Regions from separate parts of the Homo sapiens genome. Here region 1 is linked to region 2. The links are chromatin contacts, found by Hi-C or POLR2A ChIA-PET in ENCODE. All regions are on one chromosome and are shown on one strand. The core of a region is the stretch at or near the end of the contact, and the rest is flanking DNA. Distances in the headings are between cores, read along the strand shown. Region 1 holds the start of OTOP3 (otopetrin 3). Region 2 holds the start of FADS6 (fatty acid desaturase 6).

Region 1 (3,161 bases), core at 205-2,704, 42 kb after region 2:
TCATTTTCTTTGTGTGTGTCCCATGACAGAAGAAAGTTTAGGAAGCAGTGACCTAGTCTAATGTCTGCATTTTACAAAGAAGGAAGCTGAGGCCCAGAGAGGTAAAGTGACTTGCCCAAGGTCACACACCTGCAAAAAATCCAGAGCCTTTCTGCTAAGAACAATAATTTTCAAACTTTGTTTTCAAGCAGAACATTTTTCCCTTCAAATAAAATATTACAGGAACACAAGTTTATAACATAGATATAGGCTGTGTGCAGTGCCTCACGCTTGTAATCCCAGCACTTTGGGAGGCCGAGGCAGGCAGATCACTTGAGGTCAGGAGTTCGAGACCAGCCTGGCCAACATGGCGAAACTCTGTTTCTACTAAAAAATACAAAAAGTAGCCGGGCATGGTGGCGTGCGCCTGTAATCCCAGCTACTCAGGAGGCTGAGGCAGGAGAATCACTTGAACCCAGGAGGCAAAGGTTGCAGTGAGCCGAGATCATGCCACTGCACTCCAGCCTGTCTAAAACAAAAACAAAAACAAACAAACAAAAAAGATATAAACAAGGCAGTTCTAATTTAAAAGGAGTTGGGAGTCTCAGATCCTCACCACTTGACTTCCCCCTGCCCCAGGAGGTCCCCGAGGAGTTTCCCCTAAGCCCTAGGGTTTCTACTCTACAAAGGGTATAGAGATGCTTAGGAGGGAAGACAGCAGAGAGATGGGAAGGAGGCTCCACAGTTAGAAGAGTGAAAGGTGGTGGTGAGCATGCAGAGGCAGAGGGAGGGGAAGGGCTGGGAGAGGGAGGGCTGGGCGGGACCCATGGAGCAGATGGCATTTGGGGGAGATCATGGGAACAGCAGCACTGGGAGCTCAGGGGACTTTGAGGAAAGTGTGCCTGGACCCTGTCAGCAGAAGGAGGTGAGTAGTTCTCAGAGGCCGCAGGTGGAGCTGAGGAGGCCTCCTCCCCTGTCAGAATGGGGCTGTGCTCCAACTCTCCCCACCAAGTTCAGGTTTGACTTAAGGGAAACACAGGGTCCTGCTAGGCGGCCTCCAGGCCTGGGGCTAGGTAGGGTACAGGAAAAAGCGACTCCAGGCCTGGAGGGAGGGCGTCCATTCCCAGCTTGATCACCAAAGGAAAACGAGGCCTGAATTCCGCAAGCTCTTTACTGCGGACCTAAGAACACTGCACCCCTCTCCACCCCATCCGAGGGCGGGCTGCGAGTTGGAGACCCTGCAGGCCCGCGCCTGCACAGCCCTCAGCCCCGCCCGCTTGTCCAGCTGCCTCGCAATTGGCTGCACCCTCTGGGTCCGAGCCCCCGGGAGGGTAATTAACGAGGGATTAATGAGATTTCCAAAGTCAACAGAAAAATCGATGGGCCGCGGAGCCCGAGCGGCGGCTGCGCAGTCCCGCTGGGGGAGGGCGTCGCGGGCATCGGTCTCACCTGGACGGACGATCCGCTCAGCGCCCGCAGTCGGTGGTTAGCCCACGGCGATGCCTCTCCCGGCCTCAGGTAAGCCCGGAGCGCCGGCGGAACTTTCCCAGCTTGCGCACCCCAGACACTGGCACATACTACCCACCCCCCCAAAAGGGGGGTTCACAAGTAGGGGCTGCAGGGATTGGAACGGGAAAGCGGGGTGACTGTGGAGAGGTGAACTCCCTTTAATCTGAGGCCGGCCCCTCCACCCGCCCCGCAACCCGCGCTCCGCGCCCCTACTCCTTTCCGTGGACCCGGGGAGCACAGAGGGCCTCAGGGCGCGACTCCTCCCGGCCGGGTCCACACAGCAGAAAGCGCGGAGGCCTGGGGTGTGAGGTTGGTTGGGGCTGTCTGGACGCCCGGTCTGGGGCACGCAGGAAGCGGCTGCCCCGGCCCCGCAGTCCCTAAAATGGCTCGGAAGGAAATCCCGAGGGCGCCCGCACTCAGCAGCCTCCTCGGAGCCGGCCCTGCGCTGCTGGGCCGGGCGCCGGGCCCGACGGCTCCGCGGCTTTCATCGCCAATCCAGCCGAGACCCACAAACCAGTCCAGTGTCCCGGCCCTCCCTTGGACTGGCGTCGCGCCCAGGGGCGTGCCAGGGGGCGGCAGAGTACTGCTTGTCAGTTCCAGGTGCCCTTGCCCCAGCCTTCTGCCCGAGACCCCTAAATGCCCACTCCTGCCCCCTGCCCAGCCCGGGACCAAATTCGCTCCTTTGAAGGCTCACGCCAGCGGCCTTTGGAGGGCTGGACTTCAGGGTGGGAGACGGGGGATACTGTCAGGGCAAAGACCCCAGAGGAAGGGAACCTGGAACCTTGTCCCCCAGTGTCCCCTCCAGGCCTCCAGTCTGAATAAAATTCACCCTTGAAATTTCACCAGTAATCCCGACCCTTCCCAGCTCTCCAGGACCTCAAAAGAACTGGAAGGAAATGCAGAGATAGCCAACACTGAGTTTTCCAGGTGCCAGGCATTGCCGGCATTACTCTCTGCCCGTGCTTCGTGCATGTATTAAATCATGTCATTCTGACAAAGCCCCTATTCGGCATTCATCACCCCCCCACCCTTTTTTTTTTTTTTTTTTTGAGACAGGGTCTAACTCTGTCCCTCAGGCTGGAGTTCACTGTGGCGATCACAGCTCACTGCAGCCTCAGCCTCCCAGGCTGAAGCAATCCTCCCACATCAGCCTCCCGAGTAGCTGGGACTACAGGTGCATGCCACTACACCTGGCTAATTGTTTGGTATTTTTTGTAGAGACAGGGTTTTGCCATGTTCCCCAGGCTGGTCTCCAACTCCTGGGCTCAAGGGATCCGCTCACCTCAGCCTCCCAAAGTGCTGGAATTACAGGCGTGAGCCACTGCAGCCAGCCTCGTTCCGGAAGTCTTTATTGAGCATCTACTATGCACCAGCTACTATTCCATAGTTGTATATCAGTTTTGCAGATGACAACACTCAGGCACAGAGTCTAAGTAGCTCTCTGTAGTAGTCTCAGTAGTCTAAGATGACAGAGGTAATAAGTGCTGGAATCTGAGCACTTGATCATTAATCTACCCTGCTTGGGGGCTGGAGGAGAGGGTGCAGGTTTTGGGGAAGGTGAAGTAGAGCAGTTACAGTTGGGATATATGGAGCAGGGAGACATCCCGGTGAGCCCCAGCCTTGCTCAATTTGGGTGGGGGAGCTTAGGAGGGAAAGATAAAGATCATCGGGAG
Region 2 (3,056 bases), core at 143-2,642:
GCAAAATCTGGAGGCCCCACTGGTTGTAACTGTGGGCCAAGACAGCGGCATACTCATCCTACAACTCTCTACCCATGGGGTGCAAAGACCCGCTCAAGGGCTTGGAGAAGTCCTCAGACACGCTGTAGTGCATACTGCACCAGTGGACCGGCATACCATCAGCTGCAGCGGCCTGCCCCCGTGGGCACATGCACAGCTGGACACACCCGCATGCTCGAACAGAAGAATGAGGCTGCCACACGGTCCCAGCAGCTGCCTGCATCCTCCTTCTCCCAGGCTCACCTCCACAAAGAAAAGCAGCCAGATCTTGCTCCAGCGTTTGGACTCGGTGAGGGCCCCATGAGTGGCCAGGTGGCTGCCCTTGACAGTGAGTGTGTAGTGGCACACACCCAAGATGGTGATGCCGGATGCAAAGACCAGGGCATTCTCCCAGCGCAGGCACAGGAAGCCTGCGTGGAGAGGAGGAAGAAGACGGGTCTTTCTCTAGCTCTGGGTGATCTGGGCCCAAATACCTCAACCCTTACCCTGGGAGCCCAGGCTAAAGTGGGCTAGGCTCTGGGGGCTGCCACTGGCCGGAGTGAGGCAGGTCCCACTGTGGCCTGAGGGGAACCAGGACTGCCCCTCCAGCGGTCCTGACTCTCCCGTGCCTGGTCCTGACTCTCCAGTGCGTGGTCCTGGGCCCCCAGCCAAAGCAATGTTGGGGCCTCAGGTACCATGGGTGTTCCAGACCAGGAAGGGTCCAGGGGAAACTCCCACCCCCTCCCCACTCACCTAGGTCCCCAAAGAACACCGTCTCCCTTCCCGGGGGTGGGGGGGCACCTCATCACTCCCGGCCACTCCCCCGCTCCTCTCAACTTTCCCTTCCACCACCCTCCTGCGCCCCCTCCTAGGGTACACAGGGCAGAACACCCCAGTCCAGACTCTCAGGTTCGGGGTGTGACCCTCCATCCTTGGGTGCGGGGCCCCGACCACCTCCGCCTCCCTGCCGCCGCCAGTCCACTCCGCAGGCTGCACTCCCACGGCTGCTGTTGCAGACCCCGCGCCGCCACCTCCGCCGCACCCCGCCCCCACCCGCAGCCCGGCCGGGACGCCGGGTCCCCGCGTTCCTCACCTGCCGGCAAGGCGAAGAGGCTGAGCGCGAGGATGGCGCAGTCCACGCCGTGGCGCTCCCACCAGGAGCTCGTCCTCACCACGTCCTGCACCAGCACCTCCAGCTCCCGCAGCAGCGCCTCGCCCCCACGGTGCGCGCTCCGCGCCGGTTCCATGGGCTCCGTAGGTTCCATGGGCTCCGTAGGTTCCATGGGCTCCGTAGGTTCCATGGGCTCCGTAGGTTCCATCGGCTCCGTGGGTTCCATGGACTCTGTGGGCTCGGGCCCGACGCGCACGGAGGACTGGAGGACTGGGGCGTGTGTCTGCGGTGCAGGCGAGGCGGGGCGGGCCGGGGCGGAGTCACGCGCCGCCTGGGGACACCCGCCCCCGGGGTCAAGGTGCGAGACACCCTGGCTCCTCTGCTGCGGGCGCTGGCGACCCAGGCCCGGCTCAGGCGCGCGACCCTGGCAGGCGGCATCAGAACCGCCGCGGAGGGAGGAGCCAGGCCGATGAGCTGAGAGTGGCTAGGCGGGGAGGCGACCCTGCGGTGAGACCCAGCCCAGGTAGTAGGGACGGAGGCGTCAGGGGCACGGAGACCCCAGTGGAGACACCCCCCACCCCCGCCCCGCCCCGAGGGCCTTCCCTGACCTCCGACCTCAAATAACTCCCTGAGTTCCCTCGGTCCCTGAGATCTGTCCGAGCATTCTCTTCCCTCGACCCTGACTATTCGTAGTGGCACTGAGCAGCTCCCCTCGTACGTGACACACATGACACATGCTGTCGTCTGTCTCTGCCAACAGACGGACCCTCAGTGCCGTAGAGACGTCCTCGTTTTGCCCAAGCTCTGTCTTCAGTACCTAGGGCAATGCTTGGCACAGAAACATCTGGGAATTCCTAGGGCAGAAAGTTCAAGGACTCCCCACTCCCCCTCCCCGTGGGTCAAGGAGTGAGAGGTCCCCTCTGAGTATGGCTTCAGCAGAGGTGACCCAGGGGAGCTGGCTCTTCAGCCCAATAATGTTTTGGGTGAGACGGGTAGCTACAGGGAATACACATCCGGAGGTCATCATTCTGGGTGGGCAGGCAGACCAGCCGGGTCCCGCTGCCATTCCACTCCCTCAAGAGCGCCCAGGCCTGAACCCAGGGCCAGGGCCTCAGCCAAGCCCTCTGAGATGTGGGAGCCACACCTGTCACATCCCCTTCCCATCAGCCCAGGCCCCCACCCCGCACTGCTGGAGATGGCCTTGGTCCTCAGGGGATAAGCCTCTGTCCTCTACAAACTCCTCTTCCCTGCTTCTGAATACCCTTTCTCTTTTCTTTTTTGTTTTACTTACTCCCAGTTTCATGACTTAAGGGATCTGGTATGGTGAGGACAGTGGCATCTTTAGCAGGAGACCCCTAGGAAAGAGAAGTTGGGTGGGTGGGGTAAGGGAGAGACAGTCAGGGATCCTAATGACATTGATTCCTTTTGACTCCTTCCTGGTGTTTTCCTTCAGGAATTCTTTTTTTTCTCTCTTTGTTTAGAAACAGGGTCTCGCTCTATCACTCAGGCTGGAGTGCAGTGGCACAATCACAGCTCACTGCAGCCTCGATTTCCTAGGCTCAAGTGATCCTCCCCCTCAGCCTCCTGAGTAGCTTGGGACTACAGGCACACACGGGGACCACTAAGCCTGGCTAATCATGAATTCGTATGAGCTTATTCCTTTAATTCTTTATCAAAGAATAAGATTTATTTACCAGCTCAGTATTCTAAGGGACTGACAATTTAATAAACCAATTCTCACCAAGTGCACGTGCGCATATACCTGCCCCGCAGGTTATCATTGACTTTCACATACTGATGAGGTTTTGTGGATTCCCCACATCCCTCAAGGATGGCATCATCTAAGGCCAGGCGCGGTGGCTCACACCTGTAATCCCAGCACTTTGGGAGGCCAAGACAGGCAGATCACTTGAGGTCAGGAGTTCGA

What was found. A loop is a pair of places that touch in the nucleus more often than their neighbours do. ChIA-PET counts read pairs that join two places held with the same protein, here RNA polymerase II (POLR2A). Pooled maps may share reads with other maps.
Region 1: POLR2A ChIA-PET joins it to region 2 with 15 read pairs in Panc1. The contact joins the promoter of OTOP3 here to the promoter of FADS6 in region 2. A Hi-C loop is called at or near these places in 1 of 168 maps with a recorded cell type or tissue (transverse colon) and 1 of 50 pooled maps. POLR2A ChIA-PET finds 5 or more read pairs at or near these places in 6 of 52 experiments (H1, K562, OCI-LY7 and 3 more).

Annotation. Positions count from the first base shown.
Region 1 is chr17:74,934,444-74,937,604 of GRCh38, forward strand. OTOP3 (otopetrin 3) reads left to right here and starts at 1,455. Exons shown (of 7, transcript NM_001272005.2): 1 at 1,455-1,497. The coding sequence starts at 1,479.
Region 2 is chr17:74,892,241-74,895,296 of GRCh38, forward strand. FADS6 (fatty acid desaturase 6) reads right to left here and starts at 1,393. Exons shown (of 6, transcript NM_178128.6): 1 at 1,112-1,393; 2 at 283-449. The coding sequence starts at 1,355.